2 separate regions of the Mus musculus genome follow, and region 2 is linked to region 1. Evidence: chromatin loops called from intact Hi-C (ENCODE). Cell type or tissue: heart. All regions are shown on one strand. Each heading gives the region's core, and the rest is flanking DNA. Links, peaks and the distances in the headings are about the cores only. Region 1 holds the start of Ubac2 (ubiquitin associated domain containing 2). Region 2 holds the start of Tm9sf2 (transmembrane 9 superfamily member 2).

Region 1 (4,385 bases), core at 183-4,182:
GGCAGGCAGGTGCGGGAAATGGCCAGAAAGATGGCTAGTCACAGCCTCTAGGCAGAGATGTATCAATCACCCCTCTGAGGGTGCTTGCTTCTTCCTCAGGATCAGACCTTTGACCTAACCACGGAGCCACACAGCTGCCTACCTAAAAGGACATCACTCAGCGGAGTAGCTATGTAGGAGAAAACACTGAAGCAAGAAAAGTCATTACAAGCCGGGAGGTGGTGGCGCACGCCTTTAATCACAGAACTTGGGAGGCAGAGGCAGGTGGATCTCTTGAGTTTGAGGCCAGCCTGGTCTACAGAGTGAGTTCCAGGACAGCCAGGGCTACACAGAGAAACCCTGTCTTGAAAAAAAAAGAAAAAGAAAACAAAACAAAACAAAAGGAAAGAAAAAGAAAAAGTCATTACATTCAGGAACGGCCAAATGACTGATCTAGGGAGAACCACCACTAAGCTCTATTGTCAAAATCAGAAACATTGAACCTAAGACTTGCCTAACACCGTGTTTCCAAAACCAAACAGTTCACAGGTCCTGGATGCTTGTCAAATGCACACCTAAAGCATGACCTAAGCCATCCCAGTAACTCCTCCGCTCTGAACACCGGCTCGAGGGAGCTCAAGAGGGACCTATAACCTCAGCTTTCCCTAGGCTACAGTTGGCCCTGAGAACACACCTGTTCAACACGCACCCATGCCAGCTATAACAAATGATTACCTTTCTTAAAGCTGTGCTACAAATGCGACTACAACCTAATCCATACTGTGCTGCCCTCGATCAGATTTCTCCCGTGTGCATATGTGTGCGCACGTGTGTGTGCACGTGTATACCTGTGTGCATGCTGATATTGGGATGTCTTTCTGAATCACTCCACTTTTTTTGACACAGTAAACTGGCTGGCCAGCAAAGCCCTGGGGAATCTCCTGCCTCCACCTCTCACTGGTGAGTTATAGACACACACTGCATGCCTTAGCTTTTACATGGGTATTGAGAATTAGAACTCAGATATTCATGCCTGCAGGACAAGCTTCATAACCACTGAGCCATGTCCCCAGACTGTCACTTTTTAACTTTTACATGTTTGGTACAAAAGGGTGCCTCAAGATGCTGAGAACAACTAAAATCGAAGAAATCTGCTGTTGACAGATCCACCCACATAGTGTAACCCTAGGAAAGCCACACTACCTTATTCATCCAAACAGTAGTTTGAAGACCAACTCACTAGTAGTTCTGATGGATTCTGGGGCCAATACGTCAACGTTTCCATAACTTAAATTAGGTACTAAATATGGAGATCATAAACAACATTAAACCTACTTCAAAGCCTGAGATTACGGTGAGAGGTGAGGACGACTTTAAATTATGTCGCTGGCTCTGACAGTCAGCTCTCAGACTATGTAACAGGAGTGTTCTTTGAAAGGCTCATGACGTTCACAACAGAATGTACCATCTGGAGATGCCAGGCACTTCTGTGCTCTAGCAACATTAACTTCACACGCAGAGATGGGAAATACCGACAGAGAAAGAAACTGCGAACTGCGGCTTGTTCAAACAGTTTGCTGTTAGTGTATCAATGCCTAATCTCAACACTGTTTAGTTAAGAGTCCACTCTCTAAAGTCAACTCAACATAATGTCGTGGGGGGGGGGGGTGCCTGGAGGTTGAATAAACTTCTCCGCCCTCTACCTGCTGACCACCGCAGACACTCCTGGAGAGTGCAGCGGCATCCAGAAGCAAAGCTTGCATTCTCTTGCCAAGTGACTTCCTAACTTCACTGAAAAGCGCTCACTTTTTCAGCTCGCAAAAACTCTTCAAGGACAACGGGTAAGATGTACGTGGAAGTTAATATTGAGGGGGCAGATTCTGGAGCGGAGGATGAAATTCACACGTTCCAGGAATCAGGTGGGTCCCAAAGAAGCCTGTATGAATGAAGGGGGAGAGGGAACCGAGCAGGGTTCCAGCGTCGCCCCCACGGGAACATCTTCCAGCCCCGCACTCGAGTCGCCAAGTGCGTGCGTGGGCCCGGGCCACGAGATGAGCGGGGCACCCGGCTGGACCCTAACTGCCCAGCCCACCTGCAGCAGGGCAGGAGCTGCTGCGCACCTTGTGGGAGACGCCGGGAGCGGAATGGACGTGGCACCCCCTCGGCCCTCGGGGCTATGGTGGGTGCGGCGCCCGCTGCCCCCTAAGAGCAAGAACTGACAAGGCTCGGGCGCGGGAGGCAAGGGGCCCCCAGCCTCCTGCAACCCCGAGTCCCCCGCTGCCCCGAGCCGGGTCCGGGAAGAGCTCGGAATGGAGCGAAGGGCGGCCCAAGGATGAGGGAACCGGTACTCACAAAGCCCACTGGAGCCGGTGCTGGTGAACATGGTCCCGCCGGGCCCGGAGCCCCCGCGGGGCGTCAGGGGGAGGGGAGGCAGAGGTGGAGAGCCCCCAGCGACCGCGCAGGCGCACTGTCAACCAGCGAGCGAAGTCGGCCCGGCGAGGCGCTCCGGAGCCGCCAGGAAGAAGGCGCATGCGCAGCCCGTGGGGCGTGCACACTCGGCCAGAGCCCGCCCCTTCCTTCCCAGAGAGGAAGTGCGTAGGTGCGGGCGAGCCGGATGGTAGCTGCTTCCGGTAGTTCGGGGCGGGTTTGGCGCATGCCAGAATTCCCAGTACAGAACCTTACGGCGTGAAGCGCCGTGAGCGAGCCGGTTCTTCCGCCACAGAACACCAGGCCTTTCTCGAGACCTCTGACCTTTCACTGGGCGAGACGGCCGCGAGTCCCACGCATGCTCAGTACTTCCGTGTGGGCCTTGGCGCTCAGTGAACAGTCTGCTTCCGGTGACCCACCAAGCACCTGGGGTTGCTGGGGTGAGGGTGGACAAGACGGCTAGTAGAAGAAAAAGTTTTAAAAATACACTTAGCTTTCTGTTCCGGGCAGTGGTGGCGCACGCCTTTAATCCCAGCACTTGGGAGGTTGAGTTCGAGGCCAGCCAGGTCTTAGAGAGTGAGTTCCAGGACAGCCAGGGCTTGGGGGGGGGGGGGGGGACTGTATGTTCATCCAGTTGAGTTATTTCGCAGGAAAATTATTTCCTTATGATCTTCGCAGAAGCTGATTCCCACAAAATCTGTAGCCCACTTAAGACTGGTTCTCAAACTATGGGGTCCCTGGGAGCACTGAAGGGTGTTCAGAAGACCCGGCCGATTTTTGTAGTAATGCTAAAACGTGTATTTTTCCTTTCCCGTTCTTTTTCATCCATGAGTAGTAAGGTTTTCCAATTAACCAGCGCCTGATAAACCAACTGGAACTGCAGGACGACCAAGTGCGTGTTAAGGCAGATCCCCAGTTGCAAGTAATCTAGAAGCCACCATTTAAACTTTGACATTTTATGGAGGGAAAAATGCCATTTAATCTAAGTGCTTGCTTTTCTAATTCCAGACCTACTCTGGGTGAGCTTTTCTTCATATACTTCATCCAAAACATCACAACAAACTAAAAAGAGAGAAGTGCGCAGGGAATCCCCACAGGGTATTGAGCCAGGCATTAAAAGCATTCTTCCTTAAAATGGTTTGCCTAGGAAAGTACCCGGTGTCAAAACTGAATGGTTGAATTTGGACATTTTTGCCTGATTCATCTAAGAAATGGCCCTATAGTGGTTAAATACATAGAAACGAGGGGGATAGTGTAGATTTAAGGAAAGCTTCAAAGTCACATTATGTCTCTTAAATTACTGTTTTGAAATTTAATCCTGTCTACTTAAGTCCTATATATTATAGATAGTAACCACTTATGGTAAACTAATATAAACTATAAAAGGTTATTATCTAATCAGGGTTAGAGAGGAAGAAATGAAGTAAATTCCTCATTCCGTTGAACATTAGTATGTTTGGAAGATCTGAAATCTGAAAAGATAGAAAGCTGTGAGATGAACAGTAGTCAGAAGTTTTGTAGCAGTTGCACATACTGACTGATATCAACATGAAAACTCAATCGTCACAAATTCAGGGCTCATAGGAAATGAAAACACTTGAGTGGAAATATACCAAAAATGAAGTGGTCAAAACTTGAAACTCTTGAAAATTATTCCACAGGAAACACTTTTTTTTTTCCTCTTCCAGTATCGTGAACATCAGTGCAGCAGTTCTGGTCACCTGGATTTATAAACACCAAGAAGTAGCAACAGCCAGTGTGCAAGTCACTGACAACCCAAGTCACCAAAAATCTTACTGAGAACCCATTAGCTCCTTGAATTAAAGATTATTTTGTGAAAAGAGGCTTGATCGTCTTGTTCTGCACCTGAAATAAAGCATTTCCCATTCTGTTGTTTTAAAATATTTACTCTGTAACAAGTGTACATAATTTTGTTTTTATAATAAAAAAGTAGTGATACCAAAATATGGGACAACTTA
Region 2 (4,385 bases), core at 67-4,066, 230 kb before region 1:
CCATAAACTAAAGAGATAAACCTGCCTCTGTCTTTGAGTGTTGGGATTAAAGGTGTACCCAGACACCAAAGGCTTATACAACAATTTTAAGGAAACAAAATAGTGAAATCATCAGGCAATCCATACCAAGTTAATGTGGGATGAGGACTTCATAGCAGAAGCTATAAGACTATGCGGTGCTGCACACATTGCATTGAGCTACACCTGCTTCATTCTGCACTCAACCAGTAAAAGACAGTGTTTCTCCTAAGAAATCTGAAATACCTTTCAAGGGAAACACATAAGCAAACATAATTATTCCTGTGTTATAGAGGTGGGGAAAGAACCAGAAATCATATCAACAGCATCAAGGACCTCTCTGCTCACTCTTGTCCCCTCAGGAAATATGGAGTGGTATGTTTATGTTCTCCTGTCCCCAGTTCCTGTATTGAAAAAGTAGACCCTTAGGCAATGGTACTATGAAGGAAAGCCTTTTAGGGATGACCAAGTCCTGGGGACAGAGTTCTCATGAATGGTTTAGTGTTCTCAAAAAATAGGCTAAAGAAGCTCTTTCATCCCTCCCACCACATGAGGCATACATACACATGGACGAGGAAGAAAATGAATCCTCACCAGACCCTAAATCTGTGAGCACCTAAAACTTTGATTTCTCAGCCTCCCAAACTGTGAGGTAAATTTCTGTTTGGAAAAGAGGGAAGGGATGTTTGTAAAGTTACCATCTTGACCGCAGGAATAAAAATTTAAACTGTTTACTAAGCAGAATAGCTCCCTACTGAGAGAAAAGGGAAGATGTCTAAGTCTCCACGCCAGCTAGTTAGAGAAGAGCCTAGGGACATTTGCCCTCTTCCTACTGCTAACGGAGTAGCTGAGAACAAGGACAGCAAGCCAACATCCAGAATATGATCTGTCTTGCCTGTTTCATCCCCACACCTATCTAAGTCAAACCCTCAAAGGATCAGAAACTTCAAAAGGACACTTAAAGACCTTGTGAGACAACACAAATCACCCACAAATCCACTCACACTTCTCTCTAAAGTCCGTGTCCAGTGTCACATCTCTGCTGCTTCTCCAGAAGACTCTAATCCACAAACATTTCCTCATCTATGCTCTCTAGGTATGTGGACCATACCTTTCGTAACATCAGATTTTATTAATAAGCCTCTGTTCTCCAGTGGCTGATGGAGGAGCCAGGAATGTATTTCTCTAAGAAATTACGAATACAACACACATTCACTGTTCATTTACAGACCAAGTACTTGTTTATAAAGGTTGGCTTCTGAAATATTTAACAGAAAAATTCAGTGTGCCTGTAAGACTGGATCTCACTTTAGGTCAGAACTCTCTAGAAGGAGGCAGAAGTTCCTGCTTTTCCGGGTACCACAGTTAATGGACTGTGTGCCTGGGTGAATCTTACCGATTGGTAGGCATTATTGAACCCTCTACGACTTACGTGTCATAGATACACGTTTGTTTCTTTCTAAAACTGTAGTGACCATGTTAACGCCACACAGGATAGCCCACAAACCTAAAGAGAAGCTGCAAAATGCCATGAAAACTTTAATAGCCTCCCTAATACTCTAAAACAACCTCAAAATTCACAACTGTGGTATAGCTAAGAGTCATAAAATAAACACCAGCTTAAAATTTTAGTAAATAAAAAGTGTAAACGTTTTCTTAACCATTATTTGAAGTATTAAAATTAACGGTTTCTGAGAGGCCCTGGATCCTCCAAATGGTTAAGTTTTAGTAACTTTACGAAATAATGGTGTATTGTGATGCTCTACACCTGATACCTAAAAGCTGCTTTCAGCTGGTAAACTGAAAAACGTGTGGGCGGATGGCCTACGAAACCAACATTTTCAAGGCAGGTTCTTTCTCCCGCTCTCTGCTGCTTTTTAAGTGTTTAAAGCCATCGCGGAGAAACCCATTTGGGGGTCTCTTAAAAATTTTATAGCTTAAAAAAAAATTTAAAGGCCAGGGACTAAACTTAACTACAACTAGTCTTTATTAACGCGGTTTTCAAGGAGGGTTAGAATGCGTCACAATCCACAGGTTAAATGATCAACTAGTATTCTTGAAGTTCGGTATCAAAGTCCTAGAGAGAATAAGCCGTCATGACCAGGAGTTCTAGGAAAGTGCAATAAAACAGTGAGCTACGAAATTAAGTTACTGGAAGTTGTCGCTCGGCTGGGAGCGCCCCGTGTGGGCATCGGGTCACCGCGTACCTGCGTGCAGGCCAGTCCAAGGGCGCTCCGCAAGCCGCCGGGGTCCGGGCAAAGCGCCCCGAGCTGCAGCGACGAGCCCGCGGGGACCACCCGGGGTCCGCAGGCCCCCGTCCCGTCGCGGCTCGAAATGCGACCCCACCCACAGCTACGCCCCTTCCCGCTCCTTGACCCCGCTCCTAGACCCCGCTCCCACCGCGGCGCGCAGCCCGACAGGCCTCCCCCACCTTGCACTCGTTGCTCTTCTCTTCGGCGCAGAAGTTGACCGGCGCCAGGCCGGGCAGGTAGAAGGCGCTTCCCGGGCGCGGGCCTGGGACCGTCCCTAGCAGGAGCAGCGACAGCAGCAGCAACCTGGAGCCTTGCGCTGGCGGCGACGCTGGCGGCCTGGAGCTCATGCCGGCGGCTGTGAGAGGCGAGCGGCCGAGCCGAGGGGGACGGCGAGGAAGGAGGGGTCCGGGGCGCTCGGAGATCACCTCAAGGCCCGAGCGCAGAGAAGGCCGGCCCGCAACGGCTAGTTCCGGTTACGCTAGGAGACACCGCGGGCCCCGCGACAGAAACCGAAGCGGGCCTCCACGGAGCATGCGCGGGGCCGCACGCACATGCTCAGTGCCGGCGCCGCAAGCGCAGCGGGCTCTTTCCGGGCGGGGCGGCCAAGAGATCCGCGTTCCGGGATCTGGGTGACTTCCGCCTGCGCGCTTCCGGCACCCACAGTCGGGTTCCAGGTTCCACCGTGGCGCTCCAGAGCGCCGCGCTTCTCGGGCGCACCTCTTCTCTGCCCTCTGTCACCTCATACCCGTCAGTCCGCTCAGGACTGATGAACCAAGTACTTTCTGATGGAGACCGAGTTGGTCGATGAGGCAGAGCTCAGGGGTTACCTAGTTGGGGCCAGGGTAAGGGAACAAATGGAAAGAGCGGTTCGTAAATCTTTAAACAGCTCTTAGAGGTTATTTGCAAGAATAATTCCTAAGCATCGGAAATGCTGGGACATTCTTGTGTGGGAGAAGTGTGCACACAACAAACATATCTTTCAGAAAGTCGAAATGAGATAGATGAGAGAGGGTAGTAAATATAAAGTAGCAATGGCAGGTTGCAATGAAGATACCGGGGCTTAGTTAAGCAAAGCAGTCGTGTTAAGGAAGACTATTACGGCATTATTACTCTTCGACAAGGTGCATAGCTTTTCCCATTGATAATGGGAAATGGTTATGTCTCTGTGTTAGTGCGCAAGCATTATGCTCAAGGAGGAGAAAAGTTTAGCATAAAAAGCCCATGGAGTTTTAGACTTCAACCGAATTCTTCCCCAAGTGCATCATCTTAGAATATAAAACACAGTCCTGGATGACTGTAACCCCCAAATTCAAGAAAAGGCAAATTCAGAAAATAGGTAAATTCAAAAAAGTTTGTAGTCTCATGCTATTAAATTTTTTCTGTGTGCTCATATATTGCTCCCTTCCCCAAAGTTTACAACTAACCAGATTTTCAATGGCTCTAGCACCTACAGAAAGAACTACTGACATACCTAAAAAGAGCTTTAACATCAAAGGTAATTTGTACTGGCTGAGCGTCCTGGCTTTGGAACATTGTGATCTAGCGATGTGCCTCTGGGCATGGGTTCATCACTGGAGAAATGAAAGTTAGAAGAGAAGACAAGGGTGCTCACCCTCTCAAAGAGTGGTAAAGATTAAGTTAAAAAATACTATATCACAAAAAAATAGGTGATATAGTAGTTGTCCCAGGCGGTCCTGACCACTTTTATAACAAAAGGAGGCGTGTCCATCAGCGCACACCATCTCAAATACATGCACATACTGAACTTTGGGCTAAGTCAAGACAACGCCCTTTGTCGAAAAAGGAAGCAGCTGTCTCCAAATATAAAGAGGTAGGATTAACACCCCCCACACACCTTACCTATTTTTCTGATAATACCAAACTAGACCTTCACTGCCGTAGCTCCCGCTCCAACCTTGCCATTACTACTTTTTTCTACCTGTGACAATCTCACTGTCCATAGCTGGCATGCTGCTCGCTGTGCCACTGAGTTCTTTTGGTGGTCTCTAGGCTCCTACCTACCACGCTAGGCCACTCTGTAGGTCTCCCCAGCTTCTACTTGTGCTAAGAGGGATAATGTAGAATGTAGGTGTCCCCCATTTCCACCGCTGCTCC

Evidence for each region. Hi-C counts contacts between places; a loop is a spot of excess contacts. Peaks named below come from ENCODE experiments on the same cell type or tissue, not always from the same donor. Only the 100,000 strongest peaks of a DNase experiment are listed, where the experiment ranks them.
Region 2: a loop joins it to region 1, with 6 times the contacts of the local background. A loop is called at or near these places in 6 of 42 quality-filtered maps.

The regions. Positions count from the first base shown.
Region 1 is chr14:121,876,721-121,881,105 of GRCm38, reverse strand. Ubac2 (ubiquitin associated domain containing 2) reads right to left here and starts at 2,500. Exons shown (of 9, transcript NM_026861.2): 1 at 2,332-2,500. The coding sequence starts at 2,362. 1810041H14Rik (RIKEN cDNA 1810041H14 gene) reads left to right here and starts at 1,698. Exons shown (of 2, transcript NR_130999.1): 1 at 1,698-1,898; 2 at 4,095-4,247. In heart, for the core only: a CTCF peak has its summit at 2,451; a DNase peak (open chromatin) is centred at 2,555; H3K4me3 peaks cover 2,259 bases; H3K27ac peaks cover 1,760 bases.
Region 2 is chr14:122,105,500-122,109,884 of GRCm38, reverse strand. It overlaps Tm9sf2 (transmembrane 9 superfamily member 2), which reads right to left and starts at 2,803. Exons shown (of 17, transcript NM_080556.3): 1 at 2,450-2,803. The coding sequence starts at 2,617. A330035P11Rik (RIKEN cDNA A330035P11 gene) reads left to right here and starts at 2,911. Exons shown (of 4, transcript NR_015586.3): 1 at 2,911-4,101. In heart, for the core only: a CTCF peak has its summit at 2,203; a DNase peak (open chromatin) is centred at 2,834; H3K4me3 peaks cover 2,906 bases; H3K27ac peaks cover 1,966 bases.